Regions from separate parts of the Mus musculus genome. Here regions 1 and 3 are each linked to region 2. Evidence: chromatin loops called from intact Hi-C (ENCODE). Cell type or tissue: heart. All regions are shown on one strand.

Region 1 (8,000 bases), 550 kb before region 2:
TTTTAAGCCCCAGTGGATGCTGGGAAGCAAACCTACATCCTCTAGAAGAGCAGCTATTTCTCTGAGCCATTTCTCCAGCACCATTTTCCCCTCTTTTAAAAGCAGGTCTTGCAGTGTGGCCTAGTCTGGCCCCCTGAGGTGTTTGCATTGCATGGCAGGCATGTCCACAGGAACACCATAGTTCTCACCACTCGTACAGCACAGCAAGTGGGGTGCCGCAGGGGATTATCACTTGAGTATAAAATAAGGGTTGCTTTAGATTGAATAGGATAACCACGCGTTCTCAGAACAATCAAGGAAGGCTGGGGTGAGCCAGCACCGACCTTAATTGTTTACTTAGTAAACTACTAAATGTATGCACGTGTAAGCTTTTGCCTTGATTGAGGTCAAGCTGTCGAGAAATGGTTCTCTTTACAGTGGATCCAGTCAGGATTGGCAGCAAGCACCTTTGCCTGCTGAGCCTACATGTTGTATAGAATGGCAACGTTGTGTAGAATGGCAGTACATTAAATGGGTTTTTCATTTACGAAGTGTGCTGGCTGGTTTTGTGTCAACTTGACACAAGCTGGAGTTCAGTTGAGGAAATGCCTCCATGAGATTCAGCAGTTTTCTCAGTGATGGGGGGATGGGGGCTAGCCCCTTGTGGGTGGTGCCATCTCTGGGCTGGTAATTCTGGGTTCTGTAAGCAAGCTGAACAAGCCAGGGGAAGCAAGCCAGTAACATTCCTCCATGGCCTCTGCATCAGCTCCTGCTTCCTGACCTGCTTGAGTTCCAGCCCTGACTTCCTTGGGGATGAACAGCAGTGTGGAAGTGTTAACTGAATAAACCCTTTCCTCCCCAACTTGCTTCGTGGTCATGTTTTGTGTAGGAATAGAAACTCTGACTTAAGACATAATGGTTTTGAGATTATGGTTTTATTTATGACTATGGTGAGCCCTACTGAAGAAGCCTCAGCATTCAGATCTATCGTATCCTGCCAGTTGCTTGAAGCATGAATTTGAGTGTCCCTTCTAAATAGGTTTTCATTTCTGTGAAATGGGTACAAAGAGGCTATGTTCTAGTACTGTGGTCAGGCTTGGGATAAACTGTAAAATGAAAGTGGTGCTTGGCATAACACTATTTTACTTGTTTTTAATCCTGAGAGGGAGTCTGAATGCTTCTGGGAAGAAGATGTGGAGTCCGGACTGACCTGTCCTGACTATAGTATGTCTGCAGTCCTAATAACAGCCCCTGGGGGGTTCTTCACTCTTCTCAGCTTTTGTACTCAGAGTGATGGGGGCTAGTGAGGCTGCCATGTGGGAAATCTAATAACCAGGGGTATTGGGAAAATTGAGATCCTTTTCTGTAGATGATGAATGAGGGCAAAGAGAAGCAGTAAGTATTTGGGGCCTGAAGCAGAGAGATGAGGGGAAGGGAAGTTATAATGGAAGTCTTGAGTCAGCTGACAGGAATCATGAGTCAGCAGAAACCTGAGTGACCAGGAGTTGTGAGTCAGCAGAAAGTATAGATAGCAAAGATGATGAGTCACCATCATTCTTGGTGAATCAGGGCTGAACTGTTGTTACTGAAATTCCTTTTTGGGTTCTTGGTCTTATCAATGAGATAATTTAGGGGCTGGGACAATGGCTAGGTTGTTAAGAGCACTTGCTGCTCCTGAGTGGATTCAGGTTCGGTCCCCAGCACCTCCGTCGGGCTGCTCACACTAGCCTATGACTTGGGCTCCGGGGAGTCTGACACCCTCCTCTGGCCTTCAAGTGTGCTTGTACACGCCTGGGGGTGGGGTGGGGGGAGATGGAGTAATGAAATGAAATTTCTGATTTTTTAAGTCTTTGAAAGTAAAATACAATTATGTTGGCCTCTCTCCCTGTCCTTTTCATTCAACCTCTCCTATGTGCTCTCCTCTTACTCAATTTCTCGAATTTATGGCCTCTCTTTGTGCGAACATGTGTGTGTGAATAAAATAAAGCATTTTTTTTAAAACCTCTTGTCTGAATGGCTTCTGAATTGGTGACCTTTTGAATAAGCTTGCCTGGTTTCTACCTGATCACACTATGGTGTGGTGAGCAGCTGGACTTGCAACAAACAAAACATTGGTTTCTTGCTCCTTCAAGACTGCTGGGCACTGGCCATGTCACACCTCTGGGTCTGTCACCTTGCCTGACTGCTGCTTAAAGCCACTCAGCACACACACACTCCCAGCTGTGCACACAGTCGAAGGAGGCTGACCCTTGTACGCAGCAATTTTCATTTGGGACAGGTTGCTAGAAACCTTGATAATCTCAGAGTGTCACTGCCTGGGCTCTTCTAAGCTGTCCTGGCCTAGTATTCTCCAAGGTCAATTTCTTCAGCAATTTCTTTGTTCTGAAGGTTTCCTAATTAGCTTCTTACAGCTGTCTTTCTTGCTTAAGTAATAGTCTTAACTGTGGGTGTGTGGGGAAGCCTTGTGTATGGTTGAACCTTCTGGCATAGGCTATAGTTGCACAGTGTGAAGTCTGGAGAGAGGAGAGGGGAAGCCCTGGGTGTGTGATGAATGGGGATGCAAACTCGCACGTGGAGACTCATGGTGGCTCCCTCCTGTCTCCATGGATAACCAGATATGTACACTGCTCACTTACTCCAAGATCTGCATATCTGAACTAGCCCAATCCTTTCATCCTTTCAAAACTGATTTCAAAACCACGCCCAAGACAACTTCCACCTGGTGCCACATGGCATGGGCAAGGTATAGCACTTCTGAGACCATTCCTAAGAGGACCCCAGACACCCAGAGACTGGGCACCACTAGGATGACCAAGTGGTAGAGAGATGGAAGAGAAAGAAACAGAAGAATGTGCACAATGAAGAGAGGCAGAACTAGAGAATCAAGGAGCCTGATTTGAGTACCACCTAAGGCCGTAGTGAGGTCCTGGTCTTTAGGTCCTTTGTTACCACCAAAGGCTAGTCAGATGTCCCTGGTCTGGGCTGCTGCCCTGTCATTGTATGAGGATTGTGCAGAGCTGGCCCCATCCCTTGCCTCCCAGCCCTAGGAGAGCTAGCCATGAAGGTGGAGAGTAGGAGAGCTCACCCTATCCACCCCTAGCCGGCTGCAGGTCCTACACCTCACCTAGGAAGCACAGTAGAGCTGGCCCTGGTAGTGGGAGTTGTTGGTAAACTGGCCCCAAGGGTGTGAGCATGGCAGAGCTGGCCCTGCCACTTATCTGTTGTGTGGTGGCATAGGTGAGGGGAAACATGCTCCCTCCCCCACTCTTTACCACCTGTAGCAAGTGGCAGAGCCGCCCAAGGGCATGAGAGTGGGAGAACTGGCTCTGCCCTTAACAGTTGCAGTGCAGGAGAGCTTTCCCTGGTGCTGTGGGTGTGGGAGAGCTGGCAGGTGAGCAGCTCAGATACCATCCAGGCCCAGATCCAGGGCTTTGAGTTGGCACACCCCAATATCAACTCCATCTGTGGACTGCTGGAGAGCATGAAGGGGCAAGTCCTACACATCTAAAGCTACAGGATCTCCACGACACAGGGTGACAGTAGGGTGTCCAAGGGGAGTCCTAGTAAGTTTCCAGTATTGATAGTGTAGCAGAAGCCAGAGGCCTTGAACTAGACAAATGACTCATTGCAATGAACATTTGCAAGCAAAGGAGTATGGACAAAAGGGTGTACTGTGGGACATGCACACTGCAGCTTCCACACCAGGTTTTTTTTTTTTTTTGGTGGGAGGTTGCAAGGGTGAAGGACAGTACGAGAGAACAAGGAGATGGGTGGGGTTGGGTTGCATGTATGAAATTCATGAAGAATCAATAAAAAGTTAAATAAAATTAAAACCAGTTATCAATCCATCATGAGTCTTGTTAAATTCTCTCCAGGCTCCCATGAGTGCTTCAAGCATCCTCTCTGCAGTTTCATGGAGTTTCCACTAGGTGACAGCACAGGACCACAAGTATCTTGAAACAGTTTGCTGCCATTAACCTATGTCTGGACTGGAAACCTTGTTGAGATGAGGCAAATTATTCATGGCCACAGAAAGAAGGTTCAGAAGGAGGGAGGATGTGTATCGTTGGCATTGGCCTTCAGGTCAAGGAGAGTTTGTCGTAGCTACTTTTCTACTGCTGCGACAACATTCTAAGACCAAGAGAACTTAATTGTGCCAGGCGTGGTAGCACACGCCTTTAATCCCAGCACTTGGGAGGCAGAGGCAGGCGGATTTCTGAGTTCGAGGCCAGCCTGGTCTACAAAGTGAGTTCCAGGACAGCCAGAGCTATACATAGAAACCCTGTCTTGAAAAACAAACAAACAAACAAACGGAGAGAACTTAATTGTGACTTGCTTACAGTTTCAGATGGTGGGCTCATGACATCATGTCAGGGAACATGATAGCAGGTATGAATGAATGATGCTAGAGCAGGAGGAAGGGAGGGAGGGGGAGACTGAGTGTGAGGACGAACTGGGCTTTTGAAAACCCCAAGCCAGATCCTAGTGACATACCTCCTTCAACAAGGCTATACCTACTAATCTTTCCTAAACAGTTCCTCCAACTGGGGGTCAAACATTAAACATTCAACTATATGACCCTCTGGGGTCCATTCTCATTCAAACCACCACCACAAGATTGTTCTGAGGACTGGGGGGATAGGTTGTGCCCAACAACCCATTCACCCATCCATCTACCTACCTATTCACTACCCACCCATTCACCTACCTACCCACCCATTCTCACACATACACACACACACACACACACACACACACACAGAGAGAGAGAGAGAGAGAGAGAGAGAGAGAGAGAGAGAGAGAGAGAGAGAGAGAGAGAGAGCACATACTAATACATGTCATACCAGACACAGAGCATAGCTCATCTCCTTCCCTCCCGTCCTTTGGAGCATCTGGCTATATGGTACAACAATTGCAATTCTCCTTCTTCAGACTACCATTAGATTACCATAACTGGCATTATTGGTGTGTGCCAGCATATCCAGTTCCAACACTGCTTTTATTGAATGTACAGCTTTCTTTGGTTCATTTGTGTTTTTGAGACAAGGCCTCACCCTGTTGGTAAGACTGGCCTGGAACTTGTCACTCTCTTGCTTGTAGTCTCTGAGTGCTGGGATTGCAGGTGTGCCTGGGAGTCAGGGCTGCTTTCATCTCTGGCTCGGTGCTAATGACTGTTAGATCCGTCTGTGTTGTTCATTCTTTGCCTCCCAGTTTTAATATTACTTTCTCTTCTGCTGCACTTTTTAATATAAACCAGATAATCGTCTGGAGGCATTTTTGCCCCTTGTGATCTCAATAAAGTTTCCCCAAATGCTTCTTCCTGCCCACCCCACTCCCACTCCTAAGGGAGAACCAAGACGACTCCGACTTCTGCTAACTCCTAGCTTTCCTAGCTCTAGGGCTCTGCTTCCTTAGGGGGATGCTGTGACCTACAGCACTCAAAAGCTTTAGGTTTTTTTTTTTTTTTAATTTTAAAAAATGTGGTGGCAGGGTAAATAAATTAATATTTTATTAGCACTAACAACCAGGAAACAACCTGGGCCTGTATGAGCTTGGCTGGCTCTTGGAAGGTTCGGAAGAGGGACATAGGGACATCATTACGTTCCAGACCTGGGTTTCTCATTTCTCACCCGCCTAACTTCCTCCTCCGTCCCCAAGGGCTCATCCACTCAGCTGTGCATGGCTTTCTCCTGCTATGCAAGTGGAGGACTGAACATTTTTTGCACAGTTAGTAGTCCGCTGCCAGCTAGCCCACCCTGAGTGCTCACAGAAGGTCATTCAGCACATGGTCTGGGTCACACTGAGTTTGTGGTGTCCAGTTAGACACAGTCAGGTAGACAAGCACAGGGTACAGGTTTAAGGACTCACCAGCATGATGAGGTGTTCCATCTGTATGGAAGGCAGGGCTCTCTGACCTCCAGTGACCAGGAGCAGCTTGTTCTTCAGTGACAGGGTCCTAAGTGGGACCAGGAGGTGAGAAGATCAAAGAGAAGACAGGAAAGTTGAGGTTGGGAGGAAAGTCTCCCACAAAGTATGTCTCATGCCCAGCAAGTTCAGTAAGAGTTACAGCATCTTAACTATTTGCAGGGAAAGAAGCAAATGGACAGAGTTAGTGGAAAGCTATCACACAATGGGACGAAGTCAGCAGGAGGCTAGCCAAGTAGTGATACACAGAAGGGACAGAAGATAGCTCAGAGGCATCAGAGACTGAGCTCACTGCGGCTTCTCTCCCATTTACCCATATGTATATACATACATATCCACCCCATCCCATCCTACCCACCGCTCATCTACTCATCCCTCTCATCTATATACCCAGTTACCTGCCACCCATCCACTCATTCATTTGGGGGGAGGGTGGGAAAGCTGAGTTTCCGGGATTCAAAACTGTAACTCCTTTGAGATCCTGGTCTCAGATCCAGACCCACCATACAAAGTTTGTCCCTGGACAAGACACAGAGCTACTGTTCCCTTCGTCTTTTCATCAGGGACTCTGAGAAGGTCTGAGTCCGTCTGACTCACAGCACTCCAGGACCTGGCCATCCCCTTTTATAGCTGCTTTCTCCCATTGCTTGGTGAACTCCTAGGCCCTGCAGAGCCAAGAACTCAGGGAAATGTGTATGCCTTGCCATCCCCACGCCAACCCCCACAATCCTTCTTTCTGACAGGATTTGCCTATGTAGCCTAGGCTGGCCTCTTGCCTTGACTCCTGAGTGCTGAGATGATAGATGGGGCTACCTTGCAGGGCTGGCCACCCCTTTCTCTTAGATGCCGTCTGACGCGGGCCCTCGGAGGATAGTGCATTCGAATGACAGCACTCTCATATCTTTCCTTCTGAAGGAATCAGTCTAGAACCCTTTGGAAGGGGCCCTGAACCTGTTAGTGATCCCCTTTAAAAGGCAGAGGGGACTGGGATGATGACGTAACCCCTTCATCTGCCATGTAAAATTGAGATAGTTTGGGAATGTGTTATTTGACTTGGTGATGAGTGGGCCTCCGTGATAGAGGAAGATGGACAGCTCAGATCGGGGTAGAGGTTGGCAAGAGACCACACAATGAACTGGGTCACAGCTGAGACTTAACCAGGTGTATCTGAGCCACTGCCTGGGCTCCGAACAGGACTCATGCAGCCCCACATGCCTGCTCAAAGAGAAGGGAGGTGACAAAAAGGGTACATAGTGGGACAATGAGCTGGTGCTGGGCCCCAGTGTAAGACCTGGGGTAAGGAGGTCACAGAGATTACCCCTTCTCAGAGACACTGGCCCAAGTCTGTCCATTGCAGAGGTGTCCCTAGTTAGGAGCACTCAAGTAAGTTTGTAAAGGATCAGGTGTGTGTGTGTGTGTGTGTGTGTGTGTGTGTGTGTGTGTGTGTGTGTGCGTGTGTGTGCGTGTGAAGGGACGAGAGTCTGAGGACCACAGGAAGTGACTGGGGATTAAAAGCTTCTGTCACAACTCTTGTCCCCCTCTGAGATAGAGTTTATCTTTGTAGCCCAGGCTGGCCTTAGCTCACAATCCTTCAGTCTCAGACTCCTGAGTGCTGGGATTTTAGGCATACACTGGCCAGAATTATAGCCATTCATTGTACTTTCTGTCTTCTTAAATGAAGGATAAAGGTTCAGTTTTGGAGCCATGGGCTGTAGCAACAAGTCTCAACATGACTGATAATTAGAAATTTCGGCCCTGGACATTTGGCTCTGAGCAGAATACGAGAGCCATACCTAGCAGGCTGGGGCCCCGAATCCCAAGCCAACTTCGTACTGTGGGAATCAAGTGTGACTCACCATCAACGGGTGATCGGCCCTTCTTCCTCACTCACTAATGAAAATAGCTCAGCCCCTGTAAATAAACAGCTCACAATTTATGCAGTGGGAAGAAAGAAGTGTATGTGAGGAAAAGGAGGTGTCTTCATGGAAGGGGGATGTTAAGGTGTTCAGGCTGAGTTATGCAGAGGACTCGGGTCGGGACACTTCTCGTCTGGGTCTGCATCCTGTAGCTGTATACTTTCCCTGTCATTGTCATTG
Region 2 (8,000 bases):
AAACCCGAAGCAGCAAACAACAACAAGCAAACAACACTCCTCCTCCCGGGCAGAGCGTGTGTTGTGCTTCCTGTGTCCCCTGAGGACAGGAGCCAGAATAAATCTTTCAGTTGTTGTTTTCAGGCTCTTGTCACATCAACACAAAAGTAACTAACATAGCACCCTTGGGGACTGAGACCTGTGCCTGAGCCACCCATGGTAGGCAGCAAAGAGGTGTTGCCTTTGTGCCTTCAGAATGGCACTAATTGTGTTTATCTTCGGGAGACAGGAGAAAGCAGGCAACTTTCTAAAACCGAGTACGAGGTAGGGAATTGGCTCAGTGGAAAAGGGCAGCGAGCATGAAGGTCTGATTTCAGATCTCCAGAACTCCCGTAAAAAGCCAAGCACCGTTGTGTACAACCCCAGGGTGGAGGGTTGGGCAGAGAGAGAAAGATCGCTTGGCCGTCTAAGCCCAGGCTCAGTGAAAGACTCTGTAAAATAAGGCATAAGGCAGAGAAAGCAGGGCATCCGGTGTCCCCCAACAGGCACACACATAACACACACACACACTCAGACTTGTTCACATGCACACACTCAGATACACCTGTGCGCTCACACCTACACAGCCCACTCACGTGCATACACAAATGCCCATACACTAAATAAACAAAGGGAGACTCTGCCATCCTGCCCGTTGTCTTCCGACTTTGGTGGCGGGAAAGGTCCCCCGAGACAGGCGGTTGGCAACCTTCCAGTCACTCAGGCCTGTTTCTAAGTTGAGGTACATAGCACTCAGAGGTGAGCTATTAATTTGTGCTTTGTGACTCAGCCTCAATCTTGATTTAGGGCAACGGAAACTCTCCTCAAAATTGTGAAGAACAAATTAGTTTACTAATTTTGCCATTAAGAGCTGATCAGTGGGACACAGTTCCCACCGTCCTGTAATCAATCACCATTTTCCATGTTTATCTCCTATTCAATCTTTACTGTAGGGTTCTATACACATCAATTTGTCCCAATGCTCTTCCTACATATGTTTTAAATTACTTTATCATTGTATAAATTTCACAGCCATTAAAAAAGCTCTAATACTGGAGTGGCTGACATGGTGTTAAAAATTGGATTAAATTCCACAGGGTAATAAATTGTGACCTAAATCCAATCTCTCATGGGTGACTGAAGGATACAATGAAAAATTATTGCTTTGTCATGTCACACAAATGCAAATACGCTGAGCGACCAGAAAGTGACAGAGAAATGGGGCAGCCATAAGTCTGTTCCTTATCTAAAGCGACCGGCTAACTTTGAAGACCAGTCAGGGGGTCTCCGGTGGGATCGCCCCCCACCCCCACCCCCACCCTGGCCATCAGCAAGTGAATGGCCTGATGGGGTGAGCCTCTTGCAGCAGCTGGAAGGCACCACAGGCAGAACACTGCACAAGCTTCCGGCTTTTGTAGGTAGCAGAGCACATGACTAAGCCTCTGGCCATAGAACCCCTCGCCACTGAATCCTGACTCTGCCACTTGCTAACTGTGTGACTGTGGCCAGTTGTCTCTCTCCATGTGCCCTAATTTCCTGGATAACAGAGTTGGCAGGAGGAGCCACTGGGTTAACATAACTCACTTGCTAAGTATCATTCCTGGCAATCAGCCATCCCTGGAGCACTGCTAAGTGTGATCACAGGGTTCTGGACCCCTTGTGCATGAAGTTTGTGACCAGAAAGGCTCAGATTTCAGGGGTTTTTATATTTGAATTTTTTTTCCTAAACATAATGAGACAGTTTGTAGATGGGATTCAAGTCTAAACATGAAATTTATGCATAATTATTTACACTGTATGTATAATTTACACATATGCGTGAAGGTAATTTTATATGCTATTTTGAGAGTACCTGTTTTTGAATGCTGTCTCACAATGGGTCAAATTTGGCACGTTCCTCTTGGGAAGTGGGGTTGGTTATGCTCAGAATTAGGCAGACCTGAGCACCATGGCTCACACTGCAAGCTCAGCACTTAGGAAACCGAAACAGAAGAATCACAGGGCTTCAGGCCAGCCAGGGCTACAAAGTAATACCTTGTCTAAAAAAAAACAAAAACAAAAACAAAAAACAAAAACCAAAAAACCAAAAAACCAAAAAACCAAAAAACCAAAAAAACCAAAAAACAAATGTTGTATCTTGGAACATTTCAGATTTTGAATTTTTGGATTCGGTCTGCTCAATTTACGTCTATCTATTTGTTTAAGGACAAGAATTTATGTTGCTCAGACTTGTTTCAAACTCACCATGTATCCAAGGATGGCCATGAACTTCTGTCTTCGTACCTCCACTTCTGGAGTGCTGGAATTATAGGCCTGCTCCACCTTACCTAGTCTATTCAGTGCTAGGGCATGCTAGGTAAAGTATCGTACCCTTTGAGCTACTCCTCAGCCCCCTAGACTGTCTTATTTGAATTGCCATCCTAAGCAAAGCTAAGGCTTTCCCAAAGGTTCTGCTGCAGACCCAGATCTGCCAGCCCTTCCTGAAAGCTTCCAAAACCCAGCAACCACCAATCAAGGAATTGATCCTTATTGGGCCTGCAGGTGCAGGCCTGTTTTCCTGGTTATCAGAGTCTGGTTCTATGTATTTGACAATAGCCGGCTTCTCCTAGAACAGAAACTCTATGAAGGCAGCTATCTCCAACTGCCTTGTTCATGCATCTCATTCAAGCACCGTTACCTGGGATGCGGTACTGCTAAATACACATTAGATTCGTCTAACAATGAACTCAGCCTGCACAAGAATGTAAGCCGTTCCTCCCCAAGAGTGTTAACATTCTTAGCAGGTGCTTCCAAGGAAGAACGAATTTATACCCAACGACCATTTCTCTACCTATCTGCCCTGGAGACACTTCTGTCAGACTCACAGTTCTTCCCTCTACCCTACTTGATGCCAGGTGCATAATAGCCTGCACCTTCACTGCCTGTCTCCCATCCCCACCCTGCACTGTGAGTGTCATGAGATCAGTCATGTTTCTCTCATCCACCACATCTCCCATGTGGCCTCCTGTTTAATGTATGATGGGTGCTTGTTGGGGACTGGACATGGAATATTCTTTTAAAAGGCTCATGTACCAAAAGCTTGATCTACAGTTCTGTCTATGCTCAGAGGTGGAACTTTCTGAAAGTGACTGGCTCAGAAGGGCTCTGCTCTTGTTAATCCATCAACCCATGGATGGATGCATCTTTTGGTGGCGTTGTTAGGAAGTGATGGGAACTAGAAGGCAGCTTATTTTAAAGGGATGGGTCACTAGAGCCATGGCTCTGAAGGGTATATCTGGTCCCCAGACCTTCCCGACTTTGCATTCTTCTTGCCATGAGTGAGCAGCTCTGCTCTACAGCACAATGCCCATCATACCTGTCCTGGTGCTCTGTCCTGTCTTGCCACAGCCACAAAACAAGGAAGCCAAGTGACCAGGGACCACAACCTCTGAAACAGAGCCCAGACACCTTGCCTCCTTTAAGAGGTGTTGTTCTGGCAGTTTTGTCATAGTTAAGAGACACAGTCAACATGGCTGTTCAGTGCATACTTTGACTTAGTGAAACAGGTAACATTGAAGTGTGCTGGGGGAAGAGATCAATGTTCTTGTTCAAGATGAGTTTCCAGGGCATTCTTCGGGTACCCTACCCTCTTCCCTGGGTTGTGAAAAAGCCAGAGGATGTGAGCTAGGGTTTCTTTCATTCCCTTATCTCAAACCGCTCAATAGCAATAGATACTTGATGAACACCGAGCCTAGTGCCAGGTGCTAGAAGAATCAACAATTTTGTTCACATTTATGAAAAAAGAAGCTTGCCAACTGTAAACCCAAATTACCAGTATTCTCAGACTGCCTGTGACATTCCTGGCAAAAGGGTCCCAGATGCTAGTGTCTCCATGGTTACCCCGGGGGAGTGAGAGTTGTTGTGCTATGGGGCGAAGTAGCCAGGCAAGAGGAGACAGGCACCCATGTGCTCCAGGCCAGCAAAGCACCCTGCCTGCTCTGCCTCCCAGCCATGCAGGAGCTTTATCCGGTTCCAAAATCCCCTTCCGGCCGTGAACAAAAGGGAAGCCGATTAGTCAGGCTCTCTCTAGGCAGAGCTGCTCCAAGCTGCAGCTCATAAGCGCAGAGTGAGACGCCTGCTCCCAATCCGCTGGTCTACAGAGGTCATTGCGAGCGCACAAGCAAAACCCCCGGCTAGCCATGATCCTCTTGTTTAAAAATACACTTGGCTTGAGGAGTGCTTATTCATAAGGGAAGTTTCTAGAAGATGTGTCTGACCACAACCAGGAAAGGCCTCCTGCGTGTCCTGTCAGGGATGCTTTCCTCTTCCTGCGAAAGCTCTTCAGCTTGGTTTTCAGACACATCACTTAGGGACCAACACATTCGAGAGACAAGTTTTAAAGGAGAGTTACCGCTCCAGAAGGGGCAGCAGCTGGACATCTCTGGGGCAAGGAGGAGGTGGCAGAGGCGGGAGGGAGGCAGAAGGGTCACTTTTGATGTTAGCTTTCTAGAAAGCCAGCTGCCTTTCTTCTCAGTTTTAACAGCCAAGTGCCTTAGAAAAATCTCAGTAGAACTGTCCTGGGGCGGGGGGGGGCACGGAGATTTGGGGGGCTGTTGGCTATAGCTCCCTGAGACACACATATGCTGATGTATCCTATAGCCAACTTGATTGGACTGAGAGGCACCTAGGAGACAAGGGAAGTAGTTTCTGGGCGTGTCTTTGGTGGCATTTCCAGGTGGGATTAGCTTAGAGGGGAAAGCAAGCCCCCCACTGTGGGAGTTGCCATCCTATAGGCTTCAGACCAAGATGGACTAAAGAAAAGAAGAAGGTTTCCCCCTTAGCTCAGACTTTGCCTCTGCTTCCTGGCCTCTGTGCCATGAGCTCTTGTGCTTTGGCAGGCCCCCTCTACCACAAGGGGCTGAGACTGAGTCTCCAGAGGATTTGGGAATGAGGTAAAGGCAGGGGTGTGGCTTCAGCCCTAGACTTTCATGATCTCGATTTAAAAACGACCTTTCTTCTTTGTTTCCAGTTCAAGATGCCCTTGCCTGTTACACTTGTGGAGTTATAGTCCGTAAAACACAGGAAGGATCAGTCAGGGTGACTTGGGACTCCTAAGGTGGAGAGACCAAAGGGTGGACAGGAATTCCATGCAACTCTGTGAGTGTTGTGTATGAGCACATGTGTGTGTGTGTGCGCGCGCGCGCATATGTATGGGTGTGTATGTGTGCATACATGCATATGAGAATTCACATACAATTTCATGTGTGTGGGTATGTCTGTATGAGCATGTATGTGTATGTGTGTTTGCATGCATGTGTATATGCATTTTTGTGTATAAACATGTATGTGTGCATGCACATGTGTACTTGCATGAGTGTGTGTGTCTGCGCGCGTGCACGCATGTGTGTGTGTGTGTGTGTGTGCGCATCAGCTTTGTGGCTGCAGTGAGTGTCCTATCTTTGGGAGGAAGGGTTTGCTGGGGATCTGGAGACAACTTCTTCTGAGGTCATACTCAAGGACAGGTCTTTCCACAAAACCCTTAAGAATCTCTCTCTCTCTGCATGTTCCTTGGTAGACAGTCTATAGGAGTCTTCTGCCCTTGTATACGTGCAAGCAGGTAACAGCCGTCTTCAAATGGAATGGAGGAAGACTTCTATTCACTTATTTCAAGATTATTCTCTACAGGAGGCAGAAATCAAAGGTCAGAAAAGGAAGAATGGCCCTGTAGGGAGCCAGTCTTTTCCAGAGTGTCCCCTGGGCTGAGTGGGGACAAGGCTGAGAGACAGGCAAAGCAGAGGAGACACAGAAACAAAGCTCCTCACAAAAGTCAACATGGAAAATGAACTTCCCTTCCTCTGGATCTGTCCCTAGGCTCTGACGAACTGGCCTTCAGTGGCTACGGTCTGGGTGAGGCCCAGTGCATGCCTCTGTGTGGGGAGGACCAGCGAGGTTCCTATATTGTCTGATGTCAAGTGTTCCCCCTATTGTGCCTCTTTTCCTCATTTTGCAAGAGATAAAAAAGGACCACTAGGCCAAAGCCCATCCCTCCAGAGCAGACGGAATTCCGGGTGTCATGGTTTCCAGAAGGGAAGGCAATCTCCCTGTGGGGTGTAATTACATCCCTGCTTTTCGCAGAAGAATAGTTTATGGCTTAAATGCTATTAATTGTAAGCCATTCTGTTTCACGGGAAGTTGTTCATTGATAACTACCCAATTAGAGTTATTTTGCAATTAGTCTATTCACAGTAAATTTACTGCAAAGGGGAGGCCACGGTGCAGGAAATTAAAGCATCGTGGGTCTGGTGTGCCATGTGTCTTAAATGCCAACTCCATTAACCAGTTTGGAGGTCCCTGGAGGGCATGCCACCTTCGCCAAGGCAGAGACAGCCAACCCCGCAGGCAGCCCCAGTGAGCTCACGCTAGCTTGCAGACATTTCAGCACGACCCAGGAGAAGCACGGGAAACGCTGAAGGCTGCTATTCGGTGGTGGATGACTGTGGAGTAAGCGTTAAGGCTCATATCTGCGTAATGTGCAGCAGTGACCAGGTACATTCACTTAACTGTGCAGTCTTTAAACCCTCTGCGATGAATAAATACAACACCAAGGCACAGAGAGGGCAGGCAACTTGCCGAAAATCTCAGAGCTTGCAGAGGAAGTCTGAGATGCAAATGCAGGCACTCCAGTCTGGCACACATGCCCCCCCATTATTGCCACAGGCTCCCTGTTTCCTCAGCTGACACCCTCCCTTCTCCTTCAGACTGTACTGAGGAGAAGGGGGCACACCTCTCAGGCAGCTAAATTTCTTTGGGGTTTGTATAACTCAAGCTGAAGTGAGAATCTGTTTCCCCCCTGAAGACTATCAAACTTGTGGAAGCAGACTCAGACTCTTCATCCTGAATTCCAATACCGGCTTTGCTGTCTGTTAGGTGGATGCCTCCACCCAAATCCTAAACCTGTCTGAGCCTCAGCTTCCTCAGAAAAGGATTCCCGGAGATAGAACAGCACTGACTACGGATGATTCTTAGCGTAATGATGGATGACGTACGGCTTTTCAACTTGATAACATTGGGAACGAAAATTCATCCCAGCACTATCCTGCTTCCCCCTTTCACTGCAGCATTTACTACCTTACACAAGGCAGTCAACACATTGTCTTAATCTAAGCTTTGTTTTTGTTGCCTTTGACCAACCATAGGCTCAGAAACTTTCTCAGCACATTTAAGGTGGACCAGACTATACTACAACATTCCATAGGTCAGATGTATTGCATGTCTTTTTGACTTCATGAAATTTCTACCTTAAATTAGATGCCCTGGATGGAAGCCTCTTGCAATCTGGAAAGCAGTCTGAATCCACTGGAACCTAACCAAGTGCATTGATGTTTGTGTATTGTCTCTTAAGATCTGTGATAAAGATATACAGCCCAATGACCATACAGATTTGCTACTTGGCCCTTCAGGGAGCAAGCATGCAAGCTCTAAGCGTGACAGGAGCCGTATTACCTTGGTTCAGACTTCCAAAATGCCCCTGCCTGGCACTGGCTAAGAACAGCTCTTGGAAACATTGCATTCCACTTAATTATTGCTGCACACAAAGTGCCAAGTGCAATCAAGAACACAGACAGGAACCACCTGGACCACACGGAGGCTTGGGAAGGGAGAATCTTCTAAAATCTGTCTATTGAACAGGAAGTGTTGCATAGATGCATATTTGCTGCTACAAGCTCAAAAGGTCACGCTGAACTTGACTAAGAGGGAATGTGTGAAGGCCATGTTAGCCTTCCTTTCCCATCTTTCCTTGGGACACTTGGAGCTTGGGACCACAACCCGTCTAATAAACTGTATGGATACATAGAACCATGAAGAGGTGTCCCTCAGGATCCATGGGGATTTGGGAACCAGACCCTATAATTCCCATATCTAACAGTGTCCTTTCTCTTAGATGAAATGGTATGGTGTTTGCTTATATCCTGCACATCCTCCTCTATGCTTCAAATAATCTC
Region 3 (8,000 bases), 83 kb after region 2:
CCTCTACACAGAATGGCCATGCTTGTAAGGCTCTGTATAGAAATCCAGTTTGAAACTTGGGTCTCTCAAAACAGATTTTTTTTTCCAGTACAGGTTTCTAGGAAGCTATGTAAATTAGCACCAGGCCAGCCTTCTTCAAGTACTGGGAATAAAGGAGAGTGAAGAAAACCCAGCAACATTCTAAACTCCTGTAGAGGAGAGAGGAGGAGAGGATTGAACATTGGGCTTCATGCATACTAGACAAACTCTCCACTGGCCCTTCACTTTAATCTCCTCACTTTAATTTGTATTTTCAGATAAGGTCTCCTTAAATTGCTTGGGCTGGTCCTCTGGAACTCACCGTATCTGAGGCTGGCCTTTAACTTGTAATCCCCTTGCCTTAGTTTCCCAAATTGCTGGTCTCACAGGCCTGCATCATCAGGCCTTGTTTCCGTTAAACATTTTTTAAATAGTACTGTATTACTGTCTGAGACAAGGACTTTCTGTGCATCCTATGCTGGCCTAATACTTGCTAGGCAGCTCAGGCTAAACTAAACCTATGGCCATCCTCACACTTCTGCCTCCTGAGTGTCAGGAAGACAGGAACACACTACCAGGCCACTCCCCTTGCCTTGATCCCCGTCTGACAACGTCTTCCTCGTGGCACATTTGAGGCATGGTCCCAAGCACATTCTAACTGCTGGACTTTCCTTGAAGAGGAAGAAAATTTGTCTTCCCCCAATTCCAGCTTTGAGTCCAAGTCCAAGCACTTCCCTGGCACAGCTCCAGGGACGTTGCCACAGAGACCCCTCACTCGCTCTGACTTTCATGCTGTCTGAGCACAGAGAGTCCCTGCACCCAGGAAAACACTATGGGAAGCTTTTCCTTCACTCTACCACACGTCAAAGCGGACCCACAAGGGGCTGATGAGGAGTCTTGGAGAAGCAGTTCGGGCCTTCCCTCCACAACTTCTCCCACCCTTTCCCTAGGATAGCATTCAGCTACGATCCACCAGAACTCAAGGTTTACTGGGCTACTTAGGGTGGGGCACGCAGGCTCACTATTCTAGCCGTGCACTCATCAATTATAGGATCAATGATGTGCAGTGCCGGAGAGCTGAGCCCGGCTCCCTATTGAATGGCCACCCAGGGCAGGCCCCAGTTTACTCTTCCAGAGGTGAATTCATCCTCCCCACCTGTGGCTGGCAGCAGACTCTGTTTGTCCCACACAGCCCCTGGTCCTCCCCTCACCATCAGCCCGAGCCTGTTTGTCTCTTCTAACTGTCCCTCCGTCCATATTCATCTAGATATGAGTCAGAACAGAAGAAGCCGTGGCTCAGCCTCAAAATTAGCCACCTTCTCCAAAGCCAAATCCTAGCTAGTGCTGCACGGGGCATTGGGTGCATGCCCAGATTAATTAAGTTGTGCTTCATGGCCCATTTGGCTATTGTATGGGCTTATGCTTCATTGCTCAGACTCCCAGGACAGCGAAGAAAGGGGGAATGCAATCCTGAACCCCTAAGAACAACTTCACCGGGAAAGACCTTCCTTGGAAAGCTCTGGAAAATCTCTGCCAGCTATGAGGATGATACTGAGAGACTGGTCCTTTGACACAGCTCAGCATCTACTCCTTATCTTGAGTTCCAAAATCACAGACCCTGTCACACACAGTCGGAGTCAAAGGTTTATTTCAAAAGCTTCTGGGAGAGGGAGTACAAAGGGTCCTTATTTAGCATCTTAATTAACTGGCCAGGAAGAGGATGAAGCCCTCACAAGGGGGGGCTGTGTCATTAACACTCAGCTGTTCTCATGCCAACCACACTTCCTTCTCCTCCCTGGGTGCACACTGGAAATGTGAGACTCTCCCTAATCGGCTAGGTCCTGAGGACTCAAGGTATGACTGCATATCTGTGAGGTCTCACTCACAGTAACAACCGCCTTAATTGGAAAGGCTAACGAAGTGGAACTGGGTCAATGATGCCGTCTGCCTAATCCATCCTGTCTGTCTAAATTGGGACTCTTAGGTTTACAGTAGAGTAAATTCCTGTCTGTCAGAGAGAAGGCTTCAGGGGACCAAAGGGGAATTCACAACGTGCTCTCCCACTCCAGTAGAGTGCCGCTGGAATTGTAATGAGGATGCCAGGACCACAGAACCTCCGATGCTAGCGAGGGCGCTCAGGGCACCTTTTGCAATGACACTTTGGAGAAGGCAAATGGAGAACCAACTGAGGAGACTGAATCTCTGACCCCTTCATTCCTTACCCCTCCCTAGACCCGCACTCTCCAGTATTGGGATTTTGAGGTTCTGCTAGGCCTTGGCCACTTCAGTTGACCTACTGGGAGTTTCTCAGAATATGTCAAACACAGAAGTGAAAGATATCATTGAACATTGCCTTCTGTGGCTTTCCACCTCAAGAAGAATAAGACTCAGGTGTGAAGAAGAGGAAAACTATGTGGCGCGAGACATGGAACCAACCTGCAGCTTAGACTACGGCTCAATCTATAGTCCCCCCCCCCCAACCCCCAACCAATAGAAAGCACAGAGAAAATACATGTCTGATCTTTTTGTGCACTGAGCTTGGGGTAATTTGTTATACTGTGGTCATAACTAACTTCCACACTCTCTAAACATTGACCTTAACTAAATGTTTAGTTGTAAACCCCCACAACCTTGGAACTCACTTCTCTTAAGTATAGAAATACACTCAAAGGAAACACACTGAAATAACTATAATAAACAGCTGTTATTTATCAGGGTCAGGCCTTCGGCTAGCTAGACCATGACATCAAGCATGATACACTTGGCCATAAGGATCCTGGATGGTGAACCCTCTGAGTTCACCTTCTGCATCCTACGGGATTCTTCAGGAGTCACTAGAAGCCAAAATAACACTAAAGGAGATGGCCACCGAAGATTCTCTTTCCCCAGGAGCTACACAGCTTCTGTTCCTCTGGTTTATTAACTTTATTACTTAATCAAGGTTTAGAACAGCTAAACACTACAGTGTGAGTGAGCATCCCTTGCTCAAAATGTTTGGGATCAGAAGATATGTTGGAATTTCAAGCATCTACAGTCGTGATATGAACTGACCTGATGTCCCTTTTCCTAATTTTGAAGCCCTGTGGGTTTGGGAAGTAGGAAATGCTCACCAACAACAGCAACTAATAATGGCTGAGTCCTTTCCACATTCCAGGCCCTGGGTCTGTCTCCTATGCAGCCATCAGTTCAGTTTCCCCTGAGGGAAGAGACAGAGGGTAGAGACAGAGAAGCTGATGGCTAGAGAGAGCTGGAGCAACCTGCCCAAGGTCTCACTGCAGAGCGCTGAGCCATTGATGGCCCTCTCTTTTTTACAACTCCTGGAGAATATAGTCCAACTCACAAAAAGACATCTCCCACTTTGGATCACGTCTACCAGAGACAAAGAGTCAGCAATAATCAGTACCAAATCAACAAACAGCAGAACATACCCACACACCCCACCCACACCCACACCCACACACTTTTAGTTGTTTTAAGGTTGTAGACGCTGTTGAGAGAAATTAACACAGGAGCCATGACTGGAAATGAAGCTGGTCTCTGCCCCAGAGGGAACTGGAGGATTTAGCCAGATCAGTTGACATGTGCTTTCTGTGTTCTGGGCCAGCAGCCTGCACTGTGTCTGCCGGTCACCACAAGGAAAGCTGTGCATGAGTCAGAGAGACTCTGTGTACACTTGCCTCTGGGCTGGCTGTTCAATCTGAGGAGAGCCAGATTACGGTTTTAGAGAAATGAAACTCTTCTGCCCATCACAAGTCTTGTTTATAAGATCAGGAAGCTGGACTCAGATATTGTGTAGTCCACAGAGACCAAAGGCCAGAGTCTAACAAGCAATTAAGCTTCAGGTGAGACAACAGGGAGGGGGAAGGTGTGCCTTAGAACCCCAGGCATACCCCAGGCATTTCTGGGTTCCTGGTTTTTGCTCTAAGGACATCACAGGAGGTTTGTTATTAGATGTTAGGCAATGGCTCGGGGTGGAGGTGACAATGACTCATGCCTTTCACACAAGACCTCTGAAGTCAGCAGGCCCTTACAGTATACCCTGTCTGTCAGTCATTCCCATGAGATGTGTCTGAAGACTAGCTTGGCTCTCTCTCACTGTGAACCCTATGACTGTGGCGAGAACTGAACATTTTCTAGCATGGAGATGTGCTTTAACTGGGGGCACAGCTCAGCTGGTACAGTGCTGACTGCCATGCACAACGCCGCAGGTTCAATTACCAACACCATATAACCTGGGTGTAAAGTTACATGCTAACCATCCCAGAATGTGGGAGCTAGAGGAAGACTGGAAGTTTGTTCAAGATCATCTGCAGGGAAGAGAGGGCAGGCTAGAGGTTAGCTCTGGTTCAAATCATGGTTAATTACTGTATGAGTATTTGCTTGAGTCGCCATAGCAACACACAAAGTAGTCAATATAAATAATAGATATCCATTAGCTTACTCTTCTAGAGTCAGAAGCCCTGGGTCAAGGGGCTTCAGGTTTGCTTCGAAGACTTCTCCTTTGGCTTACAGAGGCCCCTTCTGACTACTGCCTCATATGACCTTTGGTGTCTCTGTAACCAAACCTCTTCTTCATACAATGACACCACATCAGACCCACCACAAAGGCCATCTTTTTAGAGACCCTATCTCCAAGTACAGTAGCATTTGGAGGTGGTGGGGGTTCAAGACTCCATGATGAATGCTGAATGGACTCTATTCAACCTACAGCAAACGGCAGACAGCAATCTCAGGGGACAGAACAGAAGATACTAGGTTCCCCAGAGGTCATTGTGAATGTAGGATCTAGAACTTACTGTGTGGGACATATGGAGGTGTTCCTAATAAATATTCCAGCTTAACAAGTATAAACCTAGAGGAACCTGTGCCGACCTAGGAATGCAGTGTCCTGATCTTCGAGAGTAGTGACCAGCTGACATCATTAGTCGTCCAGAGCATTCCACTAAACCAGGTATTTAAAGTATGTCTATGCCTTTTAATCCTAGCATCTACTTGGATCTCTGTAAGTTTAAGGCCAGCTTGGTAGGCACAGAGAGGTCTAAGCTAGCCAGAGTTATTCCAGTGAGACTCTCAGGAAAAAGTTGCTTATGAGGTCAAAATAATCTTCTCTTGGTTTTTCTTTTTTTGTGTGTGTGCCTGGCTAATGAACACTTAGACATATCTGGGTGCACAACAATACTAAACCATAATTCTCTGAAAAGCAAGTTGCTGTAAATACTGACTGACTGACTCCATGTCACCAAAAAGCACCTAAAAGTCACCATGTCATTTCAAATGCTCTCTCTGTGCCAAAGAGATGCACTAGTTATAGCCCTGGCTGGGGAGGCAACCTGCTCTACATCACAGAGATTCATGGTGCCTGGGGGTGGGGTGTGATTTGCTTACAAACAGTGCTCAAAGGGGAGAGAACCAGGGCCAGGGACTTGGTTTCTCTGATGCCAGACATTGGTCCATTAGGAACTCACCTAACTGGGTATTCTAGGCAAGTGTTCAAAGGACCGACATCTTTACTGAATGCTCTTGGGATATTCTCACCTACAAGGATCCTGAGGGCCTCTGCCCTGTGTCAGGGGGATGTGACATGGTGAAGTAACAAAAGGCAGACCTTGTATCTCTACTCCACTGGCCACTGAGTGTCTTCTGCACACATGACTCCTAATACTTCTGATATGGGTGGTGTCCGTGTCCTGAGGAGTTTTCTGCAATATGCTAGCTATTAATTTCTTCCTACTTAGAGGGATCAGGTGTCTCTCTGGCCCCATGGAAACTGCCCAAGGCTGTCTCTGTCTTCTCTTCAATGTTTTCTCCCTAGGCATATGTCATTTTTTCTCACTTCTTTCTCATGCCCTAAACACAGCAATCAGTGCCACTTCAAGGGAGTTTGTTTCCATGGGATTTCCTTGGTGACTTCTTTCTCAGGTAGGTGGCCCTGTGTTGAAGGCAAGGCGCATGCCTGGCAAGTGGTCCTGAGTGATGAGGAAGGGATATCAGGGACACAGATCTCTCCTTGTCACTTCAGTGAACAGTGTTCTGCTTTGACTGCAGGCCAGAATCTCACACCTTGCTGAGGAGTGACACCTCACATTCACATAAGGATAAGGTGGAGAAATCAGAAACCCCATAGAGAAGGGAAATGTCACATCACGGCAGGTTTTTTTCCTAGTGACACACCCAGGCTATTGCTCCAGGGTACATGTCTTCCTCTTGCTTCCTTCAAATTTAAAAAAAAAGTTTTAAACACATATAAATCTCATTTCTTTTCAATATTCTTTCCATCTATTTTGTTCCAAATCCCTCCAATAATCAACAATCCCAGATCAAGCCTGTGGAGCTGGGAGTGCATTATCTACAGCCTTGGAAAATGTGAGAGTATGGCCCCAAGGGAACTCAGTCAGCATCGTAATGCCTCCCTCCCTTAGTGTGGAGACCCTGGAATATGGATGGTTAACAAATCTGTCTGCCACTGTACGCACTGTTTGTACCAGAGAGGGACCTGGGAGAGCTGGCAATGTCGCTGTCCAAGAATAAGGGCCTGAGCATGGACCAGCCCCCCCCCCCCCCCCCCCGCAGCTATGGAAAAGCCCAAAGCAGCACATACGCCTATGACCTCAGCTCTGGGGAGGCTGAGACAGGAGGATTCTCCAGGAACCCTGGCCAGCCAGTCAAATTGAATCAGTGAGCTCTAGGTTCAACAAGGAATCCTGTCTTGGAACATAAGGCGGTGGACTGGGGAGGCAGTTTCAGTGGCAAAGTGCCTACTTGCCAAGGGGAGCATCTCCAGCACTCACCTAGAAGCCAGGCCTGGCAGTGAGCACCTATAACCCTAGCACAGGGGGCAGGGAGGAGGTGGAGCTCAGGGGCTTGACTGGCAGCCAGTCTAGCCAGTGACATTCCGGAGAGACTCTGCTCCAAAAACCTAAGATGGAGAAATATCAGGAAACACCTTCTGGCAACCTCCATCCTGGACACATGTTTTCATGAACACACACACACACCACAGCACAACAAATAAAGAAGGTCATATGTCTGGCCACCACTGACAGTAATCAGAACACTGGGGAGCATCAGGCTCCTCTTGAGTGTAAGACATTTTCCTAAGTGGGTCACTGAAATTTCATGTCTAAGAGGTGACATTAAAAGCCCATGTAACGGATGGTGAAACTGATGTTTGGAGAAATAATTTGCCCAGGGTGGATCATTGGTAGGTATCTCTTATGGTTTGGTTTAGCTCTAAAGTGACTCTGTAAAAGGCTCATATAGTGAAGGGTTGGTCCCTAGCTGGCAAAGTGTTTTGGAAATATTTTGGAAATATTAGAGGGTGATGCCTAGTTAGAAGAAGTAGGTCATAAGGAGTGCAGCTCATTAGTGCTCTCTCTCTCTCTCTCTCCCTCCCTCCCTCCCTCCCTCCCTCCCTCCCTCCCTCCCTCCCTCCCATCCTCCCCTCTATCCCCACTTCCCCCATCCTCCCTGTACACCATTAGATGAACAGGCACGCCATGCTTCCCCCACCATGGTACCCTGCCTCAGCATGATCCCTACGGATGAACCCTGTGGAACCCTGAGCCAGAAAGGAATCAAACCACCCTCCCTTCTGCTGTTCTCCAAAGGATTTTAGTCCCAATTGTAGAACGGCAACTGTTGCAATGCCACAGCCAGCACTTGGAACACAGAGCTCAGGGCCACGGATGCACGTGTTGCCTACCCACTGTGGAACAAGGCCTATGTGGTTAACCATAAGATGAATCTGAATCACTCGCCACATTTCAGTTTAATGGTTAGTACCTACTAGGAACCTACAAAGACTAGGGGATCGATCAGATGCTCCTAGTATGAGGTCTCCTCATTTCCTCCCTCTGGGTCTTTGAGTCAATGGAAAAAAAAAGTTTGCCTCATAAGCATAAAGTCCTGAGTTCATTTCCCAGGGCATGTAAAAGCTGGGGAGATGGGCACAGGTGCCTGGAACTCACTGGGCAGCCAGTGTA

What was found. Hi-C counts contacts between places; a loop is a spot of excess contacts. Peaks named below come from ENCODE experiments on the same cell type or tissue, not always from the same donor. Only the 100,000 strongest peaks of a DNase experiment are listed, where the experiment ranks them.
Region 1: it touches region 2 in a loop (3-fold over the local background); 3 of 42 quality-filtered maps call a loop at or near these places.
Region 3: it touches region 2 in a loop (2.0-fold over the local background); 3 of 42 quality-filtered maps call a loop at or near these places.

The regions. Positions count from the first base shown.
Region 1 is chr7:118,098,354-118,106,353 of GRCm38, reverse strand. Rps15a (ribosomal protein S15A) reads left to right here. Exons shown (of 5, transcript NM_170669.2): 5 at 1-1,980. Among named protein-coding and RNA genes, the nearest start is that of Rps15a, 14 kb to the left of the region's middle. In heart, a CTCF peak has its summit at 3,893 (motif pointing right); no DNase peak of the experiment used is centred here.
Region 2 is chr7:117,549,455-117,557,454 of GRCm38, reverse strand. All of the region lies in intron 3 of Xylt1 (xylosyltransferase 1), which reads right to left. Among named protein-coding and RNA genes, the nearest start is that of Xylt1, 170 kb to the right of the region's middle. In heart, no CTCF peak of the experiment used is centred here; a DNase peak (open chromatin) is centred at 4,084.
Region 3 is chr7:117,466,340-117,474,339 of GRCm38, reverse strand. All of the region lies in intron 1 of Xylt1 (xylosyltransferase 1), which reads right to left. Among named protein-coding and RNA genes, the nearest start is that of Xylt1, 89 kb to the right of the region's middle. In heart, no CTCF peak of the experiment used is centred here; DNase peaks (open chromatin) are centred at 3,659 and 3,979; H3K27ac peaks cover 1,251 bases.